Regions from separate parts of the Homo sapiens genome. Here region 1 is linked to region 2. Evidence: chromatin contacts called from ENCODE Hi-C data. All regions are on one chromosome and are shown on one strand. Each heading gives the region's core, a stretch centred on a gene start or an enhancer-like site at or near the end of the contact. The rest is flanking DNA. Distances are from core to core; before and after follow the strand shown.

Region 1 (6,751 bases), core at 1,660-4,159, 190 kb before region 2:
TACCCCCTACCTCCATTCTCTGACTCCTTCCTGAAGTTGCCTCCCTTCCTACCTAGTGTGAACCCCAATGGCAGCAATTTCAACTATAGCTCATCTCTGTTTTTCCAGAACAACAATCCTGGCAATCTCCATTCCAGTATTGATGAAGCCACCATTTCTTCCAGTCTCCAGCCACAGCACCCTGCAGGAAATCAGATAGTGTCCACGTACTTCTCTTAAAAAGATAGGATTTCTAAGGTACATCAGCAAGCCTTCACTTTGTTCCCACCCAGTTCCCTTTCCCATTCCTAGAGTAACTTTGCCTAAATTTAATCTTCTCAAGCTCCAGTCCCCCTCCTCAGACCTCTTAGTCAATGAACAACAATGAAAGGGAAACGTCTTCAACCCTTCCAGTGGAAATAACATTTAGCATAGTGACTACTGCACAATTAAAAAAAAAAAAACCTACTCAAAGACTCTACAATGTCATACTAAGACTTCCAACTCTTAGGCCAGGCAAGGTGGCTCACTCATGTAATCCCAGCACTTTGGGAGGCTGAGGCAGAAGGATCACTTGAGGCCAGGAGTTCAAGACTAGCCTGGCCAACATGGTGAAACCTGGTCTCTATTAAAAATGCAGAAGTTAGGCATGTGTGGTGTAAAAATACAAAAGTTACGTAGGTGTGGCGATGCGTGCCTGTAATCCCAGGTACGTTAGAGGCTGAAACACAAGAATCGCTTGAACCTGGAAGGCAGAGGCTGCAGTGAGCTGAGATTGCACCACTGCACTCAAGCCTGGGCAACAGAGTGAGACTGTATCTCAAAACAAACAAACAAACAAACAAACAAACAAACAATAAAACAACTTCTCTTTAAGAAAAAAAAAAAGATGGCCAGGCACGGTGGCTCACGCCTGTAATCCCAGCGATCTGGGAGGCCGAGGCAGGCAGATCGCCCGAGGTCGGGAGTTCCAGACCAGCCTGGCCAACATGGTGAAACCCCGTCTCTACTAAAAATACAAAAATTAGCCGGGCCTGGTGGCAGGTGCCTGTAATCCGAGCTACTCGGTAGGCTGAGGCAGGAGAATTGCTTGAACCTGAGAGGAGGTTGCAGTGAGCCGAGATCATGCCATTGCACTCCAGACTGGGCAACAGAATTGAGACTCCATCTCAAAAAATAAAGAAAGAAATAAAAAATTAAAAAAAAAATTCCAACTCTTGGAAAATTCCCTTTAAAGAGTTACGAATTAAGCTGGTTTATTTATGTAATAAACGCTTCGCACAGTTCTTACAATGTGCCTGCCAACCTTATTTAGGTAGGTACAATTAAGACTTCCACTTTACACACCAGAAAATAAGGCACAGAGTCGACACAGCCACTGAGTGTCAGAGCAAGAATTGGCACTCATCCCGTGAGCGCCTCAGTTCTTTTTTTTTCTTTATATATACTTTAAGTTCTAGGGCACATGTGCACAACTGTGGCACATATACACCACGGAATACTATGCAGCCATAAAAAAGGATGAGTTCATGTCCTTTGTACGGACATGGATGAAGCTGGAAACCATCATTCTCAGCAAACTATCGCAAGGGCAGAGCGCCTCAGTTCTTAAACCACTCTTCTATGCTGCGGCAGAATCACTGGAAGTCTCAGGGAGTCCTGAGTGCGCAATTCTAGGAAAAGTATCTATATCTGTAAGAAAGAAGGGGCAGGGAATCTAACGGTTCTCAGCTCTTGAAGGCACATTAGATTCATTCAAGGTCCTCTCTAAAAATACACTTTCTTGGGCCTCCACGAGAAAAATTCTATTCAATTAGTCGTGGGCTTGCATCCGTATTTTTAGTCTGTAAAAGTGGAATGTTATCTCAAATCAGTGGTTTTCAAACTTTTTATATTCTGCGGACCTTGACACGGGCCCCCAATACCCTGACACGGTTACTTACAATCCGGGAGAGAGTGGGAGAAAGGGGGAGAGAGGGAAGGGGAGAGGGGGAGGGGAGAGAGAGAGAATGAATGAGAATGAATCTTTTAGAGAGGTAGAGGGGGTTGGCCCGTGCCACAAACCACCTCTCAGGTTTGAGTGAAGCCTTCGTTCTCTCTCGTGCAGAGACCATGCCATCCTTCCAGAAAGGAGCATTTTAGGACGTTTTAGGACGAGAGACCTGTAATTGGCCTAAGACTCAGGTGCAGGTGGAGGAAGCATCGGATTTACAACAGTGGTCCTGCCTTCTTCGATGTGACTTCCAGTTTTAAATTCAATTCTAATTTACACAAATCCCACCCACTATGTAAACTTGTTGGAAAATGTCCTGCACTCTGCACTTCGTGGCATTTAAAACTTCCACACACGCGCGCGTTCTTTCTCGAAGCCCCGTGATTGCTTAGCCTCGCTGGGCAGCTTGGCACTGCTGGGAGCTTGGCTCGCCCTGCCGGGGCCGACGCCGCCCGTCCCGCAGGAGCCCGCGCGGGGCTCAGGGCACTCAGGACTCCGCATGCGTCCCGGCTCCAGGTGGGCCCCGGCACCGCCAACCGCAGGAAACCCGCCGAGCCCTAAACGTCTCCCAAGCGGCTGCAGTCTGCGACAGAGAGTGTCCCTCGGTGGAGCGCCCTGTGGCTGCCCAGGCTACAGCCGTGGCCGAGGCGAGGACACACTTCTGACCTGGGGCTCCAGCAAAGACTGTCCGCGAGCGGCGACTCCATGCCCGCAGCCCTCCGCCCAGCTCAGCCGCCCGGCCGCGGGCACCAGCAGCCGCGCCACGAAAGGGCGCACCGCGCGGGCGCCGTCTCTCCTAGGTGCGAAGGCGGCTGAGGCCCCGCCCGGGAGGCACCCGCGCGGCTCCGGAGTGGGCCGGAGGGACGTCCGGGGGCGGGGCCCGGGCGCGCCCGCCCTCTGACCGGGCTATAACACCCGGCCCCGCCGGGCGGCCGCGGGTGGGTAGAGGTGCGCGCCTGGGACCTGGTGAGGCTGGGGGTGCGCGGGGCCGGGCGCAGCTGTGGCAGCTGCCGGACGGCGGAGGCGCCAGGAGGAGGAGGAGAGGGAGGCGCGGGCGGCTGGGTCGAGGGCACCGAGGCTGCCCGTGCTCCCGGTCTCTGGTTGCACGGCTCACTCCCGAAGGTGTTGCTTCCAGCTTTTGCCTCCTTAGGAGGCAGGGAGCGTCAGTGTCGGGAGACCCTGAGACCGGAGTACCGAGACGTAGCTGGTGATGCCCCCGCCTGCCCTCATGTGTTCTCAGGTTCTTCTTATTTTTATTCATCTCTAGAACATGGACTTCCCGTGCCTCTGGCTAGGGCTGTTGCTGCCTTTGGTAGCTGCGCTGGATTTCAACTACCACCGCCAGGAAGGGATGGAAGCGTTTTTGAAGACTGTTGCCCAAAACTACAGTTCTGTCACTCACTTACACAGTATTGGGAAATCTGTGAAAGGTAGGGTCCGTCTCGTGAACACTTTGCCAAACCCTCAGTCCTCCCTTTCAGTATTCATTAAATATGCCCCAGCTTCCTGTCTGCTCTTCCACGCACCTACTCTGAGTGGCACAGAACAAGTCAACCGGTACCGTGCGTGTTGGTTGTTTTCTGCTTTTGTTGGGAGGAATAGTAGGAAGAACTGAATTTTACTGGACTTGTCCATTGTAATTCAGTGTCACTGAGTCCTTTCCATTATTGGAGTTCTTCTGTCTTTTTGGATCTTGCAGACATTGGTTATTTGGGATGTATGTTTTAGTTCCTTTTCAAGATAAACTCCCAAGTAAGTCCGTTTATCCGTTTCAGTTCCCCTTTGTGTGGGCTTCTTTATATATGACTTGGACTGTTAATGTCATTTCTTCATGTCTCTTTTAAACTGAAATAATGCAGTTTTGTTGGTAAGATTTCTGTGTCATCTGTAGTTAGCCTTTTATTTAAAGTTATGCAAAACTATCATTTCTGCAAGTTTCTTTTAATCTAAGTAGTACAGTTCTGTTGGTTAGATTTGTGTCGTGTATAATTAGCCCTATGGCTTAAAGTTATGCAAAAAAGTGGTTCTATGATTAAAGGCTGTTTTTAAAATGTATCCATTTGAAGAAGACAATGCTAGATAATGAATATATATTAGTAGTGATTGAAACTCTTCCCAGCATTTTCATATTTATCATTAATAATTTATTGTTCTAAGTTAGAAACTACATAAAGTTATTTTCATTTTTATAGACAGCAAGTTTGAATCAGATAAATTAAATAATTTGTTCAAGGTCTCCCAGATGGTGAATTTTATAGCCAGGACTGGCACCCATCCGGCCAAGGCAAATAATTTGATCAGATATCGTTATTTCATCTTTCTTTCTTTCTTTCTTTCTTTCTTTTTTTTTTTTTTTTTTTTTTGGTCAGAGTCTCGCTCTGTTGCCCAGGCTGGAGTGCAGTGGCGTGATCTCGGCTCACTGCAACCTCCGGCTTCCTGAGTTCAAGCAATTCTCCTGCCTCAGTCTCCCGAGTAGCTGGGATTACAGGAATGCGCCACCACAGCTGGCTAATTTTTTTGTATTTTTAGTAGAGATGGGGTTTCACCATATTGGCCAGGCTGGTCTCAAACTCCTGACCTTGTGATCCTCCTGCTTCGGCCTCCCAAAGTGCTAGGATTACAGGTATGAGCCACCGTGCCCGGCCGAGATACCATTATTACTTAATCATCTTTTATTATCCTGATGTTCCCAAAGAGGTTACCAGAAAACTTAGTCCTTAAATCAAAAGTTTCATAAATTTTATGCAATTTGGATCTCAACTTTTTGTAAGGTGTGTTCAAACTCTACCTTGATTTTAGCTCTGAACTTTTGAGTCAATTGAGAGTCTCATAATTACCATATTCTTCATCATTTTTCAAAAAAATCAAGGCTATGGCTTCTATATTAAAGAAAAAGTATTATATAAATGTATTTATGTGCAATGCGAAGTCAATATCCTGGGCTGTGTGTAATAGTAACTTTGTTTTTAAACAGCATTGCCAAAGAGATGGTGCCAGAATTACTCTATATTGCTCTATAATCCAAAATTATAGAGGTTGGGTGTGTGAGAAATCATATCTTGAATCAGCATACGTATTCAGCCTTCTGAAATCATTTTTCCCTAGGGCTAGAGTAGAGCAATTTAAAAAGATCTAGGAATACTAATTATATTAATTAAAAATATATAGAACACAACTAGCTTGAGTTATTGTTCAGTCATCATTTCAACCACAAGATGATGAGGATGTTGTTAATTTTAAGTACTAAGTGATTTGGTAAGGTTTTGTATTTTCAAACACAATGTGCTTGTGACAGTTGGGGGCTCTCTTTCCTAATATGAATCAGCAGTTGTGATCTATCCTGCATGATATCAAACCACAATCACAGTGAAAGTCAGCAGGCTTAATTTTGTTTTTAATTTTACCTTGTATGCACTCTTGCGGTTAAAGGCTTGAGGAGTTATCATGTAAAAATAAAATCTGACACTAGTGGTTAAATATTTGTGTTGAATATGTTGTTCTGAATAATAACTCGGATTAAGAAAAATCCCAAATCTGCCATTTGGCTCCAACTGGTAGATGAAACTGTATGCCAGTAACTGGGAGTCAGTTGCCAAAGTGTCACTGCACATTAGTGTGACAATTGAGAGATGGTGCTCCTTTGTTGGTGGTCTTTTTCACTAGATATTTTCCCTAACCATTCTGCCCTCTGATGTAAGATAAGTTTGCTTAGAAAACAGAATTTATGACCAGGCCCAGTGACTCATGCCTGTAATCCCAGCACCTTGGGAGGCCGAGGCGGGAGGATCACCTGAGGTCAGGAATTTGAGACCAGCCTGGCCAACATGGTGAAACGTTGTCTCTACTAAAAATACAAAAAATTAACCAGACATGGTGGTGTGCACCTGTGGTTCCCGCTACTAGAGAGGCTGAGACCGGAGAATAGCGTGAACCCAGGAGGCAGAGGTTGCAGTGGGCCAAGATCATGCCACTGCACTCCAGCCTGGGTGACAAGAGTGAAACTCTATCTCAAAATAAAAGAAAATAAACAGAATTTATTATACACGTGTTATTTATTTATTTATTTATATTACATGTATTAACGTGGGCAGTCTTACCCAGAAGGGAAAGTAATATTCCTAAGTAACTAAATACATGTTTAGTTTTTGTAAAAACTTAAATATATGTGCTATGCCTATGTAAATATATGCATATCACATATTTTCTTTGTTGTAATTGTGGATTATATTCTGCTTGTTTTTTCATTTCATGTTATTTCCTTAGATATTTCCATGAATTGACAAAGTCGGTAGATGTGAATTCGTTGCTGTTTAGTATTCTATCCTCTTGATTATGTGAATTTTCTTAGTCATTCACCTCTTTGAGCATCTGTATAGTTTTTGGTTAACTCTGTTATAAACAGGGATACTATAAAACCATTGATACATGTCATGATAATTACCTTCTATTATTATTGGTGATTTTTAAAAACGTTTTTATTTTGAAACTTTTAAAATCCACACAAAAGTTAAACACATCTATACCCAGCTTCAGCCATAGTAGACCATATTTCAGTTGAGCCTTTTGAAGGAAATCCCACTGCCTAGTGACATAGTAAAGAAAATCTTAGGTGAAACAAGAGAAGCAAAAAAGTACTGATGACTTAGTTCAGAAAAATCAGAAAAGGTACAGTGTTCATCAGTTCGTTCGTTCAATCCTCCGTTCAATTAAGGAAGCACCTCCCATTTTTTGCCCCAACCCCTTTGTCTAGAAGGATGCCTGGCACATAATCAATAATCT
Region 2 (7,472 bases), core at 3,347-5,846:
CAAAGAACTGATTCTTCTGCTGCCTGCTCCTTGGGGCACAGCAGCAAGCAAAAACGGATACAGAGGGTGTGTGCTCACCTGCCTTTCCTTTTGCAGCCTCTTCAGGCAGCCGCGTGTCTTCGCCACAGGACTGCCTGGAACAGCAGGGGCTCTCAGGCCTCCACTGTCCCTCAATGCAGCACAGCCTGGCTCCTGCCACCACCCCTCTAATGCTCTCCTAAGGGCACTATGATCTCCATGGACATGTCCAGACTCCCTGTGGCCCTTCCTGCGAGCCCTCTTTGCAGAACCTGCAAGTTTTGCTTGGAAGAACTACCCTCTGGTTTGTACTCCTCCCTCACTGCCTCCTGCACTTAACAGTTTTTAAGGCAGATGCCTGCCTTCCTCTTTCATCGCCCTGACTGATGTCTTTTACTATTTGCTGAGATCTACTGCTCTTCCCTCATCGCTTGAGCATCCTTAACCTTATATTGGCCAGTCTCCTGGCCATCTCTACTTATATAATCTGCAGGAACTTGTTTAAAATCAACTGGTGCCTTTTTTCTACAAATGGGCTCCTCTTGTGTGTTTCCAATAATTGATGATATAATCTCCCTCAGGGATCAGAGCCTTACTTTCCTCTCTCTCACATTCAGTCAGGTTCTCCTATGTTCCCCAAAACGCCCCTGGAGTGCCTTTTAACCTTTCCCTGTCCATTCCCACCGCCCTAGCCCAGGCCCTTCCTGCCTGTCCTGTGAAGTACAGGTAGGTTCCTGACTGCTCTGCCTTTTACCCTTCCTTCCCTCTTACCCACCCTTCATTGCCATCAGTTACTTTTCTAAAGACAGGGGAATGATCAAGTCAGTCCCTGTCTGAACTCCTCTCCTGGTGCGTGCTCAATAAAGATATACTTCCTTAGCATGGCTTCACGACCCTGACATCTGGTATCACCCACTCCTCAGCCTTGTCTTCTCACAATGCACCTACTGCCTAGCCTCACCAAACAAATCAAGTTCTCCAAAAATGCTCCAGACTTTCACACACACTGCAAGGAAAAGACCAGCTGTCCTTCCCTGCTGAGCTCATTTCTGTGTGCCCTTCAATTTAAATTGTTAACTTTTCCGTAAAGTCTTACCTCACCGCCCCTCTTTAAGAGCTGCCACTTCCTCCTTGGTGTTCCTCAGAATTTTCCTCCTACCTTGGGGTACATATGCTACTGTGACCAGCTGTCTCTTTGTGTTTCTACACTGCTGGACTGTAGCTGCTTTTCATCTTTGTATCCTCAAGGGTGAACATAATGCAGAAAAGATGTCTGCTGAACGAATGAATGAGTCAACCATCTTTCTACAACTCAAGCTAATAGCTGGTCACTTGTCTTTTAACTCCTTTTAATGTCTCCAGCAGTATAAGAGAAACAACATAGAAATTATCCCAAGATACTGTGGGCAGATACAACTTTCTTTAAGAGGAATGTTTTGGGAATATACCTATTTTGTAATGGTACCTTTACCACTTACTGATAAGAAACTGTCCATTAATCTACAATCATTCCTTGGTCAATCTCATGTCAAATATCTACCTTAGGGATATAGAATCCTTTGATTCTAATCTATAGCAATTTTGAGACTTGTGTGAACAAAAATGGTCATAGTGACAGAGATGGTGAGTACTCTGAATCTATTACGTATAAGGAGTACAATTACTTGCTCTGTTTAATAAATTGCCTATACTAGGCAAAAACAAGTGCATTTAACAAGAAAGATGAATAGGAATGTTCACTAGCCTCTTCTTTTATTTAAACTGCTTCTCTGCCACTAGAAAATGTATTTCACTGCAGAATATTTTCAAATACTGTCTCTGACATGATCACTACTAGAATGTTTAAGATGCCAGGGCTCTATTACTGAACTCCTAAAATTTCAAACAAGAATGCCTTAGTTTAATAACCAGTGGATGTTTGTGAAAAAAATAAAATTGGTTACACATTTTGGCTTTGATTCCCCATGCAGGCACACCCAGAATTTCCAGACCAAGGTTTTCAGTATAGAGAGAATACCGTTTCACTGTCCCCTACAGCAAGTTATTTTTTCTCCACTAAATAAGAATCAAAAACCATACTTGTTAGGATTTTATGGTAATGAAGTAAGTGAATCCATGAACATATTTTTAATGAATATCTGCTATAGGCAAGGCACTGCGCTTGCACAAATGGAAAAATATTCATTAATATAAATTACTCTATATTTATTAATATAGAGTATAATATTGTAATAATCTATATTAGACACATTATTAAAAGCCAATAAACAAGTTGTAACAGCAGTATAATTTTTGAGGCAAAAACATCTAAAAATCTGAAATTTTTCATTACTGTTCAGATTTCTGGAAGTATACTCACTCCTTCACAACAATGTTAAAAGTAAAGAGTAAACAGAAAACATAACAAACTTAGGAAGTAAAAAGTCTTACTAGGTATTTTGTAAAGATTTCCCAGAAAATAACTTCACCCCAAGCTGAGACTGTTAAGCATGGATATTATACACTTACAAACAGGTAGGTATTTGGTGAGCATCACACACCCAAGTTTCTCTGTCTCCTTTCTTCTCTTCACCTTGAGTCAGACAACTTATGCAATTATGCTTTCTTCCCAACAGTCTATTGTCTCTATACTGTATTTTCTAAACCTTGGAATACAGCTTCAAAATTTATGAAATCTGCTAAAAAGGCACATAAAGAAAAAAAAATTACCAACCACTTGATAAAGGGATGTAACTAAAACACCAAGAGCAGCAAACACCATTCCAAGGAAATTAAACTTCACATCGTAATAAGAATTTAGGATTACACCTAAAGTTATAGGAATCTGTAACGAAAAAGAGGTAAATGTTGTTCAGATTAAATTCAAGAGACAAAAATTTAGTATTCCTTTCACAATGTCTTACAAGGCTAATGATAAACACATAACTGGGAAACAATGAACCTGTATAAATGTTTTCTGTTTTGACTTGGGAAAACTAGTTGTTAATCCTATTTCCTAAACGTGAAATATGACAAATCTATATTGATATTCACATTTAATTCCATTCTAAATTTGTGGTAAATATATTGCACTTTGCAAGAAAATACCACATGAATACAAAGGTGAGTAAATGGATCCCCAAACTAGTGTCTAAACAGCATAAGCATAAATATAAAACAATAAAAGCATAAAGACCTTAAATATAAGGCCAGGCACGGTGGCTCACCACTGTAACCCCAGCGCTTTCGGAGGCCAAGGCGGGCAGATCACCTGAGGTCAGAGTTCGAGACCAGCCTGATTAACATGGAGAAACCCCGTCTTTACTAAAAATACAAAATTAGCCGGGCGTGGTGGCGCATGCCTGTAATCCCAGCTACTCGGGAGGCTGAGGCAGGAGAATCGCTTAAACCCGGGAGGCGGAGGTTGCGGTGAGCCGAGATCGTGCCATTGCACTCCAGCCTGGGCAACAAGAGTGAAATTCCGTCTCAAAAAGAAAAAAAAAAAAAAGAAAAAGACCTTAAATAAGTTACTAAGTGCTAAAATTGAGTCCACCTCCTTTTATTTAAAGATGCAGACAGCTCTAAAGTATGGTGCTGCAGACGTTTTGAGACCTACTTTATGCTACATCTTTTCACGTTTTATCATACACGATTTGATTCCCCTGGGGGAGAAAGGCTGTTTTTGTTTGAGCTTTTGCAGATATTCTGATAACACTGGACTGTACCACCCAATACAGCTTTTTTTCTTATCGATCACAGCATTTAACGATTTCCATCAAATGGCAGCTACTAAAATTCACACATGCCCACTCTTCTGGGCTGACAAGATGGCCTTTTCCCCCTCCCTAAAATAAGCCTAAAAGTTCACATGCCCACAGATGACTCATTTGTGGATTTCAAGATGAAGGGAAAGACCAGTGTGCGTTCGAATTTCCCGGGGCCAGTGCAGGAGGTGGGTCGGGAGAGCGGCGCCTTGGGAAGCTGAAGCTACTCACCAGCGTGAGCTGGATTCTGGTGGAGAAGGTTTTCTGGTAGCAGAAGGTCTGGATGGCTATGATCACCGGCGTGGTCATGGCCTTGGCCAGCTGATAGGTGCCTATGGTGTTGTTCTGCAGAGAAAGGTTAGTGAAGACCACAAAGCCACAGAAGCTGAGGGCCAGGAGGAGGAGCCTGGAGGGCGGCAGACTTTTGGGGGCAAAGATGTCCAGCTTCTGGCAGATATACAAGCCCAGCCAGGTGACCACGAAGTGCACCAGGGTCAGGCTCATGTTGGGGAAGCCGTGGTACACATAAATCCATTTGTTGAGGAACACAATGCAGATGGACACCAGCAGGTTGAACAGGAGCCCGGCGGCGATTCGCCAGTGGCCCCGCACTCGGTCCACCAGCAATGCCATGATCCCCGCGAAGCTGGGGCCGTCTAGCCTCGGAAGGGGCGCCGGGCCTGTCTCCGGCTGCCCTTCTACTCCACCGCCGCGTCCTCGCAGACGCCGACCTCACCGTCTGACCCAGGAGTGGCATGCACAGATCAACCCCGGGCGAGTAGCACTCTTAACAGAGGACACACACCCCGCCGCCGCCCTGTAAGCCAGCTAGGACGCCGCAGCACGTCCCACGCCCCGCTCATCTCCGCCCGCAGCCACGTGACTCGGGGCTCCAGTGCTTCCGCCCCCGAGCCGCTGGCTGAACGGCCGCTACCCTGCGCAGGCGCGCTGAGCCTTGGGCGCGCGACGCTTGCGTCTTTGGGTCCTATCCTCTGGGTCCCCGACCCCCTTGGTCACCTAACGCCTACCTGACTGGACCAATCTAGGACCCCTTTCTTGATGTTTGTTTCCTGTGTGTCATTGACCCGATTTGCTAGACAACTTCTCTCTGGCTGTGCAGACACTGTTAGCCAATTTTACGTATTAAATGCTGAGCAAATTTAGTAGCCCTCGCCAGAGGGGGGAAAGAACTTATTGAAAGCATGTTTTTATTTTTTATTTTTGGAAAAAGACATTCAAAATTTACTTTCCAACAGACAGCATCATCGGGTATAACTACAAGGGTTTCTCCTTAGATCATACATTCACAAAGCATTATTAGCTCAACAGTGAGAAAATGTGTTCTCTAAAGATGTCCCCTTGACAATGTAAACGAGTGCTACTGTGTTCACTTACAACTCGAGAAAAAAACGTACAACCTGGCAAAACCGTATATATATACAGCTGTCTCTAGGGGTGCATACAAATATATATATATGTTTTGGATCAGGTCAGGTGCAATGACTAAGAGATAGAACTTTGAGTAACAGTCTTGATCGACAGTAAGGTCCTTCACACAGAAGTCAGGTTCTTCCTTTCTCCTTCCTCCTTAAGTCGATAAAGAAAGATTATATATTGTAGATATTACAGGTACAAAAGGAGATTTTTAAAAAAGGAATCACAAAAACATCTTGAATGTCCAGCTGTTCCTGCCAATACATCAATTCTTAGTTTTAAGACAGAGTCTAGGATTAATTCAGCAGTCATAAAATTAAAAAGAGAGACTGTGGTACAAAAAATTTAAAATAAATGAGGAAGTAGGGCATGGTGGCGTGGGCCTGTAGTCCCAGCTATTTGAGAGACTGACGTGGGAGGATTGCTTGAGCCCAGGAGTTGGAAGCCGGGATGGGCAACATAGTGAGACCCCCATCTCTAAATTAAATAAATAAATGAGGTAGGGAAATTAAAACTTTCACACCCAGGACATGCCTGTTCCAACTTTGTAGCCTTCATGCAATGCTCAAGGAAAAAGTCTTCATAATTCCTTGGCATAAGTCACACCAAGAAAAGTTTTTAAAACTTAGTATGCGAACCTGTGATAGGCAACACGCCCTTCCCTGAGTTTCCTCTCTAGAATGAAAACCCAGTTCTTCAAGAGTAGGCACTGAGGAACTAAATTAAGTTGCCTGAAATTTCCCACTCAGGTGCCCACCACTTCTGGTGTTCAGGAAGAGAGGCATTTGGGAATTGTGAGGAGCACATTGGCACTCTTGGGGCTCCAACTGAACTGTATTTAAATAAGCAGCAACACACACATTGACTCCCTAAGGACTCAAAGGAGTCCAATTGGCTGGGTGCAGTGGCTTATGCCTGTAATCCCAGCACTTTGAGAGATCGAGGCGAGTGGATCACTTGAGGTCAAGAGTTTGAGACCAGCCTGGCCAACATGGCAAAACCCCGTCTCTACTAAAAATACAAAAATTAGCCAGGCGTGGTGGCAGGCGCCTGTAATCCCAGCTACTAGGGAGGCTGAGGCAGGAGAATCGCTTGAACCCAGGAGGCGGAGGTTTGCAGTGAGATATCATGCCACTGCACTCCGGCCTGGGAGACAGAGCAAGACCATGTCTCAAAAATAAATAAATAAATAAAAATTAAAAACAAGTCCATTTGAGGGCATCCTAATTAAGAGTCTAAGGTTGAAGGAATTTTGTAATTCCACAACCTTAGTGGGTTTCTGTGCTGTGTTTTTTAAAGGACATTCAAAAAACAAGGCACAACAAAAGACAAATACAGAGTGGGGGACATGCAAAACAAGTTCCTAAATAGATGACAGACCTTGTCCATTTACCCACATACGGTTACGATGGAAGCATACAATATTCCTCCTCCTCATTTAGGCTAAGTAGTTTTCCCACTGTTGTTCAACAAATAGGTAACAGTCTTTGGAAATAGTCACCCTGGGTTGTACAAAGTTTCTATATATACAGTTTGTTGCAAGTAACAAAACTACTTTTAAGACTCACTTATTTCCCCTCCCCACCCCAAATCTAGTCTGTATTTGTTTTGGTATGAATTTTTTGTTTTTATTTTTTGCAAAGTAGCATAGCAATAATCATGATTACAGGACTGCATGAGCTGTAAAAATCATTTGCATATTAGTAAGAATAAAGAAAACAGGAAGACAAGATGAATTCTTTAGAGAAATAAAACAAAAAAAGCACATAATATAGAACTGATCAAATTCTATGATCCCATCTCAGGCTTCCCAAGCCAGCTGTCTCTAGGGGTGGCATCTATAAATACATATTCAAGAAATTCCTTAGATGATTAGCAAGTTTGGGGAATTACTGTTTTCTATTAGAATCACATTCTTTTAGTTGTCTCCTGTTTATAAGCCCTACACTCTAGCCTATTTGGTGTATTTGTTGGTTCATAATAATGCCCAGCATTTATCATTTCTTGCTCATACTGATTTCTTAATCTATAGAGCCTCATCCTTCTTGTGTCACTCTTTGCCTTTGCAAATTCAGTGCATTACTCAAACCCCAAACCAATACTACTTCCTGAGAGTCTTTTCAGCTGGAGAGAGGTTCTTCCTGCTCAGACTACTTGTAATTCTTTCTTTTTTTGGAGACAGTGTCTCGCTCTGTCCCCAAGGCTGGAGTGCAGTGGCGTGATCTCGGCTCACTGCAACCTCTGCCTTCCAGGTTCAAGAGATTCTCATGCCTCAGC

Evidence for each region. Hi-C counts contacts between places; a loop is a spot of excess contacts on that map. Pooled maps may share reads with other maps.
Region 1: a pooled map shows a loop between it and region 2 (6-fold over the local background). The contact joins the promoter of CPM here to the promoter of SLC35E3 in region 2. A Hi-C loop is called at or near these places in 2 of 37 single-sample maps with no recorded cell type and 8 of 50 pooled maps.

Annotation. Positions count from the first base shown.
Region 1 is chr12:68,929,329-68,936,079 of GRCh38, reverse strand. It overlaps CPM (carboxypeptidase M), which reads left to right and starts at 2,909. Exons shown (of 9, transcript NM_198320.5): 1 at 2,909-2,938; 2 at 3,240-3,402. The coding sequence starts at 3,243. RefSeq lists silencers at 2,530-2,639, 2,670-3,029.
Region 2 is chr12:68,743,300-68,750,771 of GRCh38, reverse strand. It overlaps SLC35E3 (solute carrier family 35 member E3), which reads right to left and starts at 4,596. Exons shown (of 5, transcript NM_018656.5): 1 at 3,993-4,596; 2 at 2,732-2,842. The coding sequence starts at 4,394. It overlaps NUP107 (nucleoporin 107), which reads right to left. Exons shown (of 28, transcript NM_020401.4): 28 at 4,963-7,472. RefSeq lists enhancers at 3,574-3,763, 4,124-4,233, 4,284-4,383, 4,233-4,923.